3 separate regions of the Mus musculus genome follow, and regions 2 and 3 are each linked to region 1. Evidence: chromatin loops called from intact Hi-C (ENCODE). Cell type or tissue: heart. All regions are shown on one strand.

Region 1 (5,000 bases):
ATACATATTTTACACATATTCACAAAAATTATCAAACTAGAGTCTGACATATCAATTAGTACATACGTTCCATAACAAAGGTCTTAGAGGTCGTGATGGGGGTGGCTCAGAAACTTCATCTCTGCATATGGTGTGTACAGAGTCCCATTAGGGCCTTAGGCTTGTCTTACTCTCCTCTATAATCCCCTACTGTCTACCACACAGCATGTGCTACGAAATACATGAAAATCAAATGAGTCATTATCACCAGTGCTTGTTTAACTGCCAGAGTGGAGACTGAGTACACATCAGAGCCTTACCTAGAACCAATGCTGTCAATTACCCTAATGGTACTATTACAGAGTCTTTTAAAAAGCTAAACAACAGCCAACCGTGCCTATCTACTATTCGGGAGATATTTCAGTTTAAATATCCTATCTATGGAAGCCCTATCCAAATCCTATCAGTACCTTTACAGCCAACGACCTCTCTAACAATAGAAACAAAACAATTAACGTCAGCATTCACTATACTTATGTTTCCATTCACACATTTAGTACCTATACTAGATAAAACCACAACATGGGACAAGTAGGAAGGAGATGAGACATATACTCGGGGGGAAAAAAAAAACTAAAAAGATAAAGGTAGAATAAATGAAAACTCAAGAAAAAAACAAACCAAAACAAACCAAAAAAACAACCCTCAAAATACTTTAATGAGACCTGCTAGATAAATGCTCCCAGAACATGCATATTACATAGTCATATTCAGACAAACTAGGGAGACAACCTGTACAGCAGAGAAATGCTACGATACCCACCGTACCCACAAAACAAAGGGGACAGTGGGTGGCAAAATGGCTGCAAATAAATTCTACAGCTTCGCCAAGTAATGACAGCATGTTCCCCTCTGCAGTGCTCTGCACAGCGCGTGTAAAATGGTCAACATTGTTCTGCTGCTTACGCATGGCACAACTGTAAGGGGTTGAGATGTTTTTATTCATCACGAAGACAGTGCCGGGATCAGTTTTCCCAACATGCTTAACTTCGATCTTCTCCGTTCGGGGGGTTAACGATAACTGCCTGCTTTTCTCTCTGTTAAACAGATCATTCCGCATTTCTGTCAGCTCCGTGGGTGACAGCTCGGCAGCTGGCGACGTCGCTATAAATCCTATTAAGAAAGCAAAGTACGTAGTTTACTCTGGACCTGTAACAAGTATTGAAAACGGTAGAATTTTGCAGAACATAAGTCAAAAATTCGACTGAGGCAAACTTGAACCACTTTATAATGTTAATAATTTAGGATCCAACAACGAAAAAACAAAAAACAAAAACGCTGGGCTCTGATTTACTCTCACATCACCACCGATTTCCTCAGTGGCGTCCTAAAACCAGACTCGATTGGGAAGGAGAGCAAAGTTGTAGTTGGAAACGGTCTGGAGGGGAGGAGAACGCTCCAGGAAGGCGGAATCCCCGTGTCCAAACGATCAATAGCTAGCATGAGAAATGCTGAACTTTTCTTCCACACCCCAAAGCAAGGGACTTGGCTAGGCAAGCGCGAGTCCTCACTCCCTGGGAGATGGGGACATGTTTGCCGAAGACTGGGGCTCCTAAAACCCCCCACAAGAGCCGCCCATGCCCGCATCCCTTCTCTTTCCCTGATTCCTGCACCCCAGATTGTCTTCCCACACCGGGAACACAAAAAACTCACTCCAGCGAGCCCCGCCGCCCGCGCCGGGCCGCCGAAGAACCAGCCTTCCCACCGCGGTAGCCATGGCTTCCCGAAGTAGCCAAGGTAGCTCGGCGTCCCGGTCCTTCTCGTCCCTCTTCCCCCGGAAACGCGGAACCCGCGGCGGAGGTTCCGTAGGACTGATCAGCTCGGGACCGGATGCTAGGAGCGCGCCGAGCCACGCGGGGGCGCATGCGCGCCTCTCCTTGGATGGCTCACCCTTGGCCGCGCTGCGAGTCTTGTCCTTGGCTCGGGGACGACCGGCTGCCCTGAGGAGTCGCAGAAGTGTCTATTGGACAGAGGAGTCACACAGGCGCCTTTGTCTCACGAGGGTTCCAGATTCCCGGCAGAAAAAAATTAGAGGAGGACTCTTTGCGTTACGTCTTTGACAGTCTGGCCAGCCACGCCGGGTACAACTCTAGAGGGTGGAAATAAAAGAGGTTTGCAAAAGTGAGTTTCAGGTCGGCTGCAGTGGGGCTGAACCCGGTTCACCGTTTAGTCGGCCACGTTCCTGGGCTCTTGGAAACACGTCGTGTTGATTTTGCAAAGAACGTCCTAGAACTCTTTTCCGAATGATCTAGGCACGACTGCACGGAGTAACCGGGAATCTGTGTCTCGTCCCTGGATGTATCCCAGAAACGCAAACCGTGCTTGGCAGCTCAGCAAATATTTGTTATGACGGTTGGTAAAAACACACTGCTACATCTAACGCCTTTGTGGTGCCAGCACGTTCCCGTTGGAGCAGCATTCTTTACTTCTGCAAAGCTGAACCAATGAACCAATATAGTTTTATAAATTTAGTCAGGAATTTTCACATGATCCCTACTTTTAACTTGTGGTGGAGCACACACTGCCACCAGGCGGAAGGGTAAGCTCGGTCACAAATGCTATGTTTTATGCCACACAAATGTGCTGTCTCCTTGGCCCAAATAATACATGTTTACAATTGCATAGGGAAAGTGTTAAGACCTTTCCTCATCTTTAAGGCAAGACATGTAAGTATAAATTTGGATTCAACCATTCAATATTGTACTGGCCTATCTCATGTAAAGTCCTCGGCCGAGAATAGTGACTGATGCCTGCAATCCCTCCTCAAGAAGGCTTAGGTAGGAGCTGGAGAAGCCTTTAGCTACTTAACACACCTTTTCCTAACAATAGAAGTTCTAAATCAACTCTGGAAAAGTGTGCGCGCGTGTGAGCGTGCATGTGTGTTTCTTCCTTAAATGTTCTATGGTTCCCCTGAAAGCTTTCAGCTTCACAGCTTTTAGAGATTGTGTCCATTTCACCCCACCCCGAAAACTATAGTTCACGGCCACATTTAAAACAATCCTCTGGACGTTAGCTTGAGAAAAATTAATCATAAGCACATCTGCACACAGCTGATTGGAGCGTCTACTATCGCAGAAAGTAATTTTGCTGGAAGGATGCCACAGGTGATACTGACCAACAAGTACTGAATATATGCTAATTATAAAACTGTTTATTAACCCACACAACTGCCTTGAATGTCTGCCAAGCAACGTTTGGAGAGTTGGAGAGACCTACCCAAGATAGACTTTTGACCAAGAGTTCCTTCAAAATATGTATAATTTTTTTCCTGCATACCTGTCTATGCTTGCCTGGTGCTAGAGAAGGTCGGAAGAGGGCATCAGATCCCTTGGAAATGAAGTTACAGATGGTTTTGCGCTGCAAGAACAACTGAGCCACTCCTCCTCCTCCTCCTCCTCCTCCTCCTCCTCCTCCTCCTCCCCCCTCCTCCTCCTCCTTCTCTCCCTCCTCCTCCTCTTAGAGACAGGAGTAAAGTCCAAGCTAGCCTTGAACTCAGGATCTGCCCACTTCTGCCTGCTGAGTGCTAAGTCTAAAGGCGTGTACCACCAACCATTAAGGAGGCTCTTGTTGCCCAAATTCATGACAGTTTCCCCCCCACCTTTTTTTTTTAATTTAGCATTCGAAGTATTAGGATTCATTCATTGCAGTACTTTCGTGTCACTAAACATTTCCAATTGTTCCCCTCCCTTCCTTGCTAAACTTGCTGAGTCCTTTCCCCAGATAATCCACTCTTTGCTAACACTGTGATTTGAATTGGTGGGTGTTAGTGGGAACACACTGAAGAACAGACTCAAAGGCACAGTACACTATGAAAAACTTTTAGTAACAACAAGAATTACAATAAGGAATTTGGACATATATACTAGTCCTTTCCCCATGGAGATATGGTGTGCGATGGTTGCAAACAGCAGCTTCCTTGGTAGTGTATGGAGCCTGTTGCCTATATGGGTTGCTCTGAAGGACCTTGGAGGCAATTTCCTGGCAGTTATTCAAGTCTCTGATCTCAATGCTGTCCCATTCTAGGCTCTGGACAGGTATGTGTGATGCCTTTGGGTAACCCTAGTGGCCATGATTCACATTGCCAGGTCGGTTGTTATGTCATTCTGCACCAAGCTGCAGAATATGGGACATCAAGCCTCATGACTGAAGCTCAAGTTCCCTGTCCATCACAAGATCCACATCCCAAAGGAATGAGGTTGCACCAAGTTGAATGCAGATGAGTTTAAGAAATGGTTGATGAGAAGCGGCTCATTCCTGATGGCCATGGTGTCAAATATACATATGGTTTCCTGAACAAGTGGGGAGCCCCGCATATATTTTCACTCTTTTGATCCAAATGCAACATACTAAACGTATGAGTCTGTGCCTGGAAAAGTTGTATGAAGTATCTTAGTGGCGTTCTGGGAGGAACAGAGCTCAGCATGAAGCTGGGGGCAGGCAGAGTTCAGCACGCTAGGATTTTAATCAGCAGAAATGCCTGTGTGTTAGTTAAGGTTTCTATTACTATAATTAAAGATGAGCAAAAGCAACTTTAGGAGGAAGATTCCATCTTACCACTCTCTGGTCACACTCCACTTCTAGAGGAAGTCAAGGCAGGAATCCAAGGCAGGAATGGAAAAGCACTTACTGAAGCAGAAGCCATGAAGGAGTGATGCTTACTGGCTTGCTTGCCCTGGATTGCTCAGTTTGTTTTCTTATATCCATTACTCAAAGGTGGCACCACTGGAAATTGGCTAAACTCTCGTACATCCATTCAATGTTTTACTGGGAGCTGCTCCTGAGAAATGGGATTGTAGCCTCAATGTATACATGGTAATGGGTTTTAGAACTTATTAGACGGCCAAGGATCAACCATAGTACTTATAATTGCAGCTCTATGAAGCACATGAAATAAGCTGAATTTTATAAATCAAGTAATTTAAGGAGCAGGTAATATGAATTTTACATGCCCCTCATAAACA
Region 2 (5,000 bases), 81 kb after region 1:
TGGGCGGCATAGTGGGATACTGTTGAAGGCACCAGGAGGAGTGGAGAAGAGAGAAACAGACTTCCTCAGATATGCCTGTCTTTCTCTGCCAAATTAAACAGGCTACTACAGACATTGCAGGTTTTGGTAGATACCTCAATTCACAAGAGAAATATAAATTTCTGGGTCATTACAGAAGGACAGATCCCCTTGTTGACAAACTTCCATATTAGGAGCCTCCTCATAGACTGACAGCCTAAGGGCCGGTTTATTTTTCCTCGTATACATAGCAATTCAACATGATTTCCAAGATGGACAGTGGAGAGTATTACTGCGAAGCCCGGAACTCTGTCGGACACCGCAGGTGCCCTGGGAAGCGAATGCAAGTAGGTAAGCCTGGGGGCTTGAGAAGGACGTGTGTGTGGACAGAGTATGGAAGAGCTGATAGGTAAGGGAGCAAGGGGACAGACACGCTGGAAGAAATGTTTAAAATGAGCTTAATATTAAAACAACAACAACAACAACAACAAAAAACAAAAAACAAAACCAACCCAACACTGTTGCTTTCTGTCTGTCTTCTAATCATGGCAAGACAATTTAGCATATATATATGTTTTTCATTTATCAAATATGCTTTTCTAAGCAATCTGTCTTGCAAATCACTGTTAAGTGTGCTATAGTATGGACTGCTGGGGTCCCACGTAAACTGCTCCCACCGACTTGATACATGCAGCAGAGACTCTTTCTTTCTGGAGTCACACTACAATAACACAGCAGCACTATACGTGTGCCGTGAGCACTATGTGAGTGTTAGCCACCTGGGTCACTGTCAGTAAGTCATGGATGAGGGCTGAGTCAAGGCCCTGACACACTGAGCTTATACTAATTGCAGGCTGGGTTTTCCAAAAGACACACGGAATAGTTTTCAAGCTAGACTGTCCAAAATGTAACTACAATATATTGTATTTCACAAAATGACTTTTGGAATTAAGAGAGTGAGAGTGTTAATCTTTTCTAGGAAATATGAGTTTCAGAGCATACCCCCTCCCACCCACAACAATAAGGATCAAACCAAAGGCTTGATCCCTAGCTGTCAAAGGCAGGTTTCAGGGCTGGAACTCAGGTGTCCAGGCTAGATGGCCAGCACCTTTACGCACTGTGCCATCTTGCCGGTCCTAACATTTAAGATTTTGTAAAAGCTTGGTTCTCTGAATATTTCCAATCCATTTGAGCCATGAATTGAAATTAACTAGGTAAGTAGGCTTCAGAAGCACACAGTTGTCATTGGCATAGCTACCAAGGAGAGTTTTTATGACTGTTGGATTTAACAATAGCATCTGTCCGTCTCCTTAACAAGAATCCACACATGCTTTATTTTACATTCCAGATGTTCTCAACATAAGCGGCATCATAGCAACGGTTGTGGTGGTGGCCTTCGTGATTTCTGTATGTGGCCTTGGCACATGCTATGCTCAGAGGAAAGGCTACTTTTCAAGTAAGTTAAATTCGTCCTTCTCAGATACATGATAGTCTCTATGTTCTTCTGAATAGCGAGGTTTCTTTTCAAGGTACTGTTTCTCCCATGAAGTTCTACCACCAACTCTGGAGAGAGTGTTTTTATGGCTGCTGTGCTACAACGTTCACAATGATGTGCATATGCGCTGTGATACACCTCGGCAACCATATAACACGTCCTTTTTGTGAAATTCTGGAACTCTATGGAATGTGTGAGCGTCATCCTGAGAGCGTAGCAGCACAAAGACATTCAGTGTAGACAAATGTTTATAGTGCAGTAACATATGGTATGAGGTCCTTATATTTTATGTTAGAAATTATGCCTTTCAGGAAAGGCATTAATTTCTTATTTTATAAAAATAATAATGAATTTATAAATATAATTATAATTATAAAAACACAATGAATTTATAATTTCATTAAAATAAGCCATCAGTGAAATGTTTTGGTATAGAACTGTGTAATATCTAATTTAATACAAGGATAAAGAAAACTGCTAGGCACAGCTAGAAACCTCGTTGGGTGTGTTGGTATATCCCCGTGGTCCTAGCACAGAGTCGTAAGAATAGTAAGTTCGGGCTATATAGTGAGATCCTGTTTCAAAACCATTGCAAAACAAAACCAATGAGCATACACAGGCCCTACGGAATTAGAGCTGCTTCCAGGCAAGGCTTTTCGTGCTTCTTGGTCAACTCTTGTAACTTCAAACTACATTTGATTAAGCAATTGGTCTGATGTAAATTTTTGAGATTTAAACATCTCATTCTCTTAATATATGCCTTCAGTCCCTGTGTTTAAATCTATGAAACCTCAAGAGCTTCCTGCCCTAACAAAAGGACATGAAGTTGAATTTTTAAATGAAATAATAAACTATAGCATGAAGATGTTTTAGAGCCGTCTTTTAATAATGGGTATCAGTTTTAGAATTTAGGTTGAAAATGATTCACATTGAAATAAAATCCAAAGGCGCTTCCAATATCATTTATAAGTAGTTATACATCATTTCTACATTATACATTAGCATTTATACATCAAAAATATTTCCATGAAAATTGATTCAAGGTAATTCCTTCTGCATAGCTATTGGGTATGGAGCTCACATGTGGGGATTACAGCACGCACAGAGGTGGAGGCAATAGCGTCGTAAGTTCAAGGCCAACGTGGTCTGCAAATTAAGACCCTGTATCAAGAAAGAAAAAGGGTGAACTGTGTTGTGAATGAGAGCCCAGTCTGTCCTAGCCTATCCTATTCAATCAATAGACTCTAGCGGTGTCCCCCTGCTGGTCAGTAGTGAAAGTGTAAAGGAAATCATGCAAAATTCTTGTCATTTTTACCTACTTAGGAAAAATACCTGATGATTTTTAAATGAGGAATCAGTAAATCTTTTTCTTAAAATACTGAAAGAGTCGACACGGGTATTAGGAGTTGTTCATTAGCTTAGATTATTACTTCCTTCTTCATATGGCAGAAAACCTGTCCAAGGGAACCATATTTTTGAACTTCTGTTTGGAATCAATATTAGCAATTAGCAAATCAATTAGCAAACTGGTCCATGACCAGTTTATATTGTTTTTCTTTACTGGGCAGGTGTGTGTGTTATGGTACTGAGGCATGACCCCAGGACATTGTTCATGGTAGACAATTGCTCTGCAACTAAACAACATGGCCAACCTTTTAAAAAATTTTATTATGTATTTATTATATTTATTGGCCATGCCACCCTGAATGTGCTGGACCTCATCTGATCTTGGAAGCTATGAGGGTTAGGCCTGGTTAGTACTTGAATCAGAGGCCAGTCTTTTTTTTTTTTTTAACTTTTATTTTGTATTTTGAGACAAGGTCTCACTAAGTTGCTCAGGCTGGCTTTGAACTTAAGATCACCCTGCCTTAGCTCCCCAAGTACATGGGATTCCAGGGTTACACCACCAGGCTCAGTTCCCTACCTGGCTTTCTCTAGGGCCTGTAAGCTCATTTTTTTAGCAAGGCAAATTTGTAATTACTTAATAGTAGTAACACTGCCTTGAGACAGTCTAAGAAATGTGAACCCTACACGAGAAGACTCCTATTCTTTTCATTTATAAGCTGATGAGACGTTAGTATTATTATACTTTAAATCTTAATGACATTTTCGAAAGCTCATTTTCTTGGTTATATAACTAACTCCAAAGCATCCTTGATTTTATCCCTCCCTGAGCCCCTCAAAGCCCAAACATTTGCTGTATGTGTATGGCCTTTTATAGGAAAACTTGCATTTAGAAGGTACAAATGTTAACGGGTAAGGCTTAAAAGAAAATCAACCCAAAGCCATTGTGGCTAGAGCTGCATATGAATTCTTGCATTAATGATATATACCTATTCTTTTGCAGAAGAAACTTCCTTCCAGTAAGTATTCTTTCTTAATGCTTACTTTTTCTTCCTGTCTTTTAGTTTTTAACCATCTGTTAAATGGCAAAAGTAGTTTATTTGTCTAGAGTAACCCTGTGAGAAGCTAATTAGCTTCATCAAGAAAAACATACTTCTGCTGTCTGGGGCCTACCTGTCAATGACAAGAGGAGACATATGGTCTCTAACTGTGAGGACATTTCAGTAGTACAACTTTAAAAACACATTGCTATGTATCACTAACTAAACTAAGTTTTCAAATGAGCTTTCACGTAGCAACTGTCACACTTAACTGAAATGTAATCAGTTTCGTGCCCTACACTGCTCTAGGCGCAGCCACCATATTAGTTTAAAAGGTGAGGCAAACACCCACAAAATCTGTATTGGAAATCAGTATCAAAATTAGCATCATTGTGGAGCTTCCATTGCACCAACTAAGCAGAAAATGACTAAACCTGTACAGTGTGCTACTCCAGAGTGTGTGACAAGAACGAGGGAGAAAAGAGCAAGTAAGAAAGCATTGAATTCAAGGACGGGGAGTGGAGACTGTCATTTTAAATACAGGATCGAGAAAGGACACAGGCGATGTTTGCTGAAGACTGAGGGAGGAAGCCAGCCAAGCAGATATCCATAATGGTGTTCTTGCAGAAGGGAGAGAGGAAAACAAAACAGCTCCAGGTCAGGATGCTCAGGATATCTCATGATATGGAGATGAGCATCATGCCTAGAGCAGTATGGGAAAGAGAGGCAGGGAGCACACGGAAGTACTGGGGGTGGGGGGGAGAGGAAGGCAGACTATGTGGAGACGTTGCCCAGCAGTTCTGAGGATTTTGAGGCATTTGGGAGTCCAGGAAGGGCTGTAAGCAGCTTTAAACGTTTTAATTCTTTAATGCTTACCGTGGTTTCTCTGTTAAGAATAAACTTGAAGGGGGAAAAGGTGAAAGCAGTTAGGTCAATTACAGAATGACAGCCAGGGAGCCAAGACAAACATGGCATATGCTGTACGCTGATGTGGTGGTGTCGGAGTGCTTGACGGGTTAGTGTATAGGGGATATATTTTCAGCCACCAACTGATCCAGATTCAGGCTGGTAGGAAGAGAGTCACATGGGGTGTGGCTTCGGGG
Region 3 (5,000 bases), 140 kb after region 1:
CATGCAGATAGAGCACTCATACATATAAATGAATGAATGAATCAATCAATCAATCAATCATTCAATCTTTTTAAAAAACAGAGTTTGCAGAACATAGAACACAGCTATCAGGTACCATTTGAGGGGGTACATAGAAGGTTCTCCCACACTTATTGGCTCACTGCCTTGAGGACACAGCCTACTGATGTCTGAAAACGCATACTTGAATGAAGCTCAGGAAGCAGACACAGGATCCATGCTCCCACCGCTGCAGAGGAAAAGTGGTAATTTTGAGGCATTAAATAATACAATCTGAAAGTACTATAACTGGCTATTAATTTGTGTCATGATTCTTAAAAAGAAATCCACTTTTAAAAACCAGAAGGCTAGGGATCAATTTCACATGCTCATCAATAAATGTCTCAAAGTATTTAATCATATCTCATGGCCACTCACATACACCTTTAAAATTATTTTTATTCTTTCTATTGAATTTTTGATAAGCCCTTCTCCCCTAATTCAACTGGAGTTTGTATGCTGCTTATCTGGCTACTATTATTGAGTTATATGTCTAAATAATAAAAATGAAACCATGAGAGTGAGGTTTCTGGGATAAGGCGAGGTCCCAGTTCCAGAGTTTTCCAGCTGAGGTCACTGTGGCTAAGGCATCCTCGGCTGGCACGAGACGCGAGAGGAAGAAGGATGCAAATCGGAAAGCGTGGCCAAAGCAAAAGGACAGGGACACATTTTGGAGATGACGATAAATGTGTGGTGGCGGCTGTTTTCCTTTGGACTCAGTGACGGGGAGAACGCTTGTGCCTGAGCTGATGAGCCGGCACAACAAACGTACAGACTAAGCTGTAGTGATTCTGCAGGTGGTCGGCATCACTGGCCTTCGCAGTGACGCAGCGCATAAGTCACTAAATCAGCCTGTGTCATATTGCAGTCACTCGCAGATTCCCTGCGTTGGAGCTCATTGGCTGGCATCTGAGCTTGGCAGACAGTTGTAGAGGGAAGCCGCAGGCTACCTTTCCAGCAATGGGTTGAGGTCCAATCCTTCTCCCTCCATGTCACCAGGACACGACAGGAAAGTCCGAAGCAAGCCCAGGGTTGTTTATTAAGAACAGTTACCCCAGTTCAAAGTGGCTGAAAATTCTAGGATTAAAAATGTCTGCCTGGCCGCATCACAGCTCCAAAATAAACAGTGTGTGCTTGAGCCCCGCCAGCTGTTTTGGTAGTCACACATGTAGTCTAAATGGCAAGGTAAAGAAATTTATGTAACTAAAAACTGTTCATCAACAAGGACTCCCTGGGTTTTTTTTTCTCCCCTTTGAAATGGGAAAACATATTTTTCAGATCTTACTCAGCTGTGCAAGGAGGTAAACAGATGTATTCCTTCACACTCCCTGCAGAGCATATTGCGCTGCTCACACATACAAAGCGATGGAGTTGAAGCTACACAAATGTTGTCTGTTATGAAACCTGTCTCCGCAGGGATATCATTTCCAAGGAGGGTCTCGTTTAAGAGACCAGTGCTTGGTGTCACGCTTTGTGCGAAAGGTGATTTTTTGTTTTCTTATGAACACAGTATTATTCACGTTTAAACCTTGGCTTAGTGGGCAGTTATTCCTCACCTCCTCCTTCTTAAACTTAGAGGATTTTATCTGTTTAAAATTCTGTTGTTCCTGTCGAGGTGTTGAATGGCTCCACTGAAGGAAGAAGGGTCTGGGTGAAGTTGAAGGGAATTCTAGGCATGGAGGCAACACACAACACAGCCTTGGAATCCGAGAGTTGACGACGGTGCTCCCCATGGAAACAGCATTCATTTGGAATTCTGCCAGAGCATGAGCACTGTGTTCAGCATGTACGTCCCTGTCAAGAGGCTGGAGGACCCTGCTGATGAGGCTCAGTGGCCCAAGAGAGAAGCCTGAGGAGGGGTTTGTGCCAAAGACACCTGCATCTTGGATAGTCTTGTAGCAACCCTCCAGACGACTGTCCTCTGCTGTCCATGGGGAATGACTCCAGACACAGGCACCGGACTTTGAGGGTGCGCAACACTCATAGGGCAAGAATTTGCATATAACACAAGCACAAACTCCCTAGGTCGCCTCTAGACTAATACATAGAACGTTGTGAGCACTCTGTAAATGATTGTTTAACGGTGCCATTTAGGGGTAGTGACAGGAAAATGGTTTGTTTTTGGTCACTAACTGTTAGCAGTTGTCAATTAACCTCTCAAATCGACTAGGCAGGGGCGTGTTTCTCGATACTCGCCCCAATGTTTTGGGTTCCTGAATGAAAGACACACACAGACACACACACAGACACACAGACACAAACACACACACACACACACACACACACACACACACACACTGTTTAATGTGCCTTAACAGCTCAATGGCTGGGTCACTCCCAGAACTCCACATGGCTACACTTCCCAATATCCCTGAGTTACACTTACTGTCCTAGACCCAATGGGTGGGGGTAGGGACTGGGGCTTTTTTTCCCTGCTCTCTCTTCTGCACTTCTTAGGCCTCGTCCTTCTTCTTTCCTGTCGTGGCAGTTCTCAATCCTTCTGTAGGTCCCCTTGCCCACGAATCCTAAAGTCCTGCCTCTGTCTCACCGCTCAGCCATTGGCTGCCGGCCACTTTATTCACCAATCAGAACCAACTGGGGGCAGGGACCCTCATCATCTTGTGCAATTTTGGGAACCCAATTAACATAATATAAGCATTAGACGAAATCCACAACAACTATCAGATAAAACATTTTTTGTTGTTGTTTTGAACATTCTCTGTAGCCCAGGATTGGTTTTATAGTCATTGCATAGCTGCAGGTGGCCTTGAACTCCCGACCCTTGGGCCCCCACCTCCCAAGTACTGATATTATCGGCGTTTATGTCATGATTGGTATGTCATGATTGGCCAGATGTAATTTTTCAAACAATTTTTATACACAGTTGGTTGAAGCTGCTGGTCTGGACCTTGTAGAGATGGAAGGCTGACCGTATTTCTGATCAGTCGCTGAAATATTGAAATGAGCTGTAAAGGCTCAAGGGAATGTGACCACTTAGCAAAATAACAATAGGTTCCAACCTAAGACCCAGGGTTTCCCAAGCCATGGATTCGTGATGAGTGTTTTAGTTCCAGATCTGAAATTCTTTCCTGTGGAACAAATATCAAATCCAGCAAAAATAGAGTTACCCTATTTTTGATACTAGCACTATACCAGTTATCACATCTTGCCAGGCAGATCAGTATTGTAGCAAGCTGTACCCTAAATAGGACCCTTTAATCAGCCCCTCACCCCCACCAATGCTCAGAGAATATCATATAAGAGGATGCAGATAAAAACCATAAAAGCAGGAACAGGGGGGAAGAGTACTTCATCCTGTTTGACTCTTTTTTTTTTTTTTTTTTTGGTTTTTCGAGACAGGGTTTCTCAGTATAGCTCTGGCTGTCCTGGATCTCACTTTGTAGACCAGGCTGGCCTCGAACTCAGAAATCCGCCTGCCTCTGCCTCCCGAGTGCTGGGATTAAAGGCGTGCGCTACCACTGCCCGGCTCTGTTTGACTCTTGAGGCATAGTGTCACTGAGCACCCGTGGACATCCTAGATCACATTATGCAGACAAGGCTGGACTCCAAGGTACAGAGATCCTCCAGCCTCCATCTCCCCAGTGCCATGGCTGAAGGCATGCACTGCCATGCCCTTTGTCAATCCCGTGTTCTGGATAGGACATGACTACTGCCTCCATGAGCTCTCGCAGGGTGTGGTTTAAAGGGAAGGTCAGAGGTACTGTATCTGAGTTGAGACACCAGTAATCTAAAATCAGGAAGGTTTTAAGAAAAAGAATTTCTTCCTAGGGGAGAGATTCATTTCCCCTCATAAGCAATTGCTATATAGAATTAAGATTCCTGTCTGGTTTTATCACCAAGGCCCACCAGTGAGAACTCCATCTAGTAGGACTGGAAAACACACCACCAGAGAGTTCTCATGACTGGATTTCTGTACCTGCCTTTAAGAGGTTTAACAAAACCGTTTGCTCTTGGAAAGGCGAGAAGACTGGATTTGTGGATAAGTGTCCCAGTTTTCAACATGAAAGAAAAGAAAAGAAAGAAAAAAGAGAAAAGAACAGGTGAGATGGTTCAGTGTGTAAGGTAATTACCACCAAGGCTGTGTGAGATTCACAGGACCAACTTGTTGGAAGGCGAGAACTGATTCCTGCCAGTTGTTCTCTGACTTCCATATGTGGGTCATGTGACAATTGTATGCCTACATACACACACACACACACACACACACACACACACACATTTTTAAAACCACCATAACACACTTACTACAGTACCTAGTAGTTTGTTTATGTGCATTTTCTATGTCATTGTCCCACTGGACATGGGGTTGTAACGCATCATTTATTCACCAGAGAACATAGCTAGGTTTTCTGATACATATCAATGTCGCTTGAAACATTCTAAACACCATAAAATATTCTCATCATTAAAACCAAGTTTTAAGACCCTTAGGGCCTTTGATCCGGAATTCACAGACCCTCCCTCATATGGACACTAACATCACTTTAGGGGATACTCTTTCTTCTGAAAATGTGTCAATGACTGACTAAAGATGCAAAAAAAAAAAAAAAAAAAAAAAAAAAAGGAAAGGTATAGGGACATTCCAAGACAAAAATACAACAAGTAGATTTGAACCCTGGCGTGTCTCGAGCTAGGCTGAGGAAGATAGGAATTTGCCAATCCTGGCATAAACCGATCCAGAAAAGCCAATGGCCAGTGTTAATTCACCGTAGAAGGAAAGCCTGGTGTGGCTCCTCTAGCCTGCATATGTCATTCAGGATTTCTGCTTGGGGCTCCTGTTTGACACAAGTTTCTCACACAGCAGATCTAAGGGCAAAGAGATGCTTCAGCAAGAGCCTGTGGCCATACGACCCCTAGTGTCTGAATGCTGAATTGCAGTACCTCCTGTGAGGTCGGCAGGGTGCCGTTTGAAACAAGTCAGA

Evidence for each region. Hi-C counts contacts between places; a loop is a spot of excess contacts. Peaks named below come from ENCODE experiments on the same cell type or tissue, not always from the same donor. Only the 100,000 strongest peaks of a DNase experiment are listed, where the experiment ranks them.
Region 2: a loop joins it to region 1, with 5 times the contacts of the local background. A loop is called at or near these places in 22 of 42 quality-filtered maps.
Region 3: it touches region 1 in a loop (6-fold over the local background); 7 of 42 quality-filtered maps call a loop at or near these places.

Annotation. Positions count from the first base shown.
Region 1 is chr16:84,733,462-84,738,461 of GRCm38, forward strand. It overlaps Mrpl39 (mitochondrial ribosomal protein L39), which reads right to left and starts at 1,783. Exons shown (of 10, transcript NM_017404.5): 1 at 1,693-1,783; 2 at 946-1,152. The coding sequence starts at 1,756. It also overlaps the pseudogene Gm26153. In heart, CTCF peaks have their summits at 1,881, 2,573 and 4,095; DNase peaks (open chromatin) are centred at 1,850 and 2,360; H3K4me3 peaks cover 2,190 bases; H3K27ac peaks cover 1,431 bases.
Region 2 is chr16:84,814,900-84,819,899 of GRCm38, forward strand. It overlaps Jam2 (junction adhesion molecule 2), which reads left to right. Exons shown (of 10, transcript NM_023844.5): 6 at 270-369; 7 at 1,367-1,474; 8 at 3,861-3,876. It overlaps Gm46557 (a long non-coding RNA gene), which reads right to left. Exons shown (of 2, transcript XR_001781961.2): 2 at 2,379-2,674. Among named protein-coding and RNA genes, the nearest start is that of Gm46557, 5.4 kb to the right of the region's middle. In heart, a CTCF peak has its summit at 2,794 (motif pointing left); no DNase peak of the experiment used is centred here.
Region 3 is chr16:84,874,437-84,879,436 of GRCm38, forward strand. No RefSeq gene overlaps it. Among named protein-coding and RNA genes, the nearest start is that of Gabpa, 42 kb to the left of the region's middle. In heart, CTCF peaks have their summits at 612 and 4,949; a DNase peak (open chromatin) is centred at 4,975.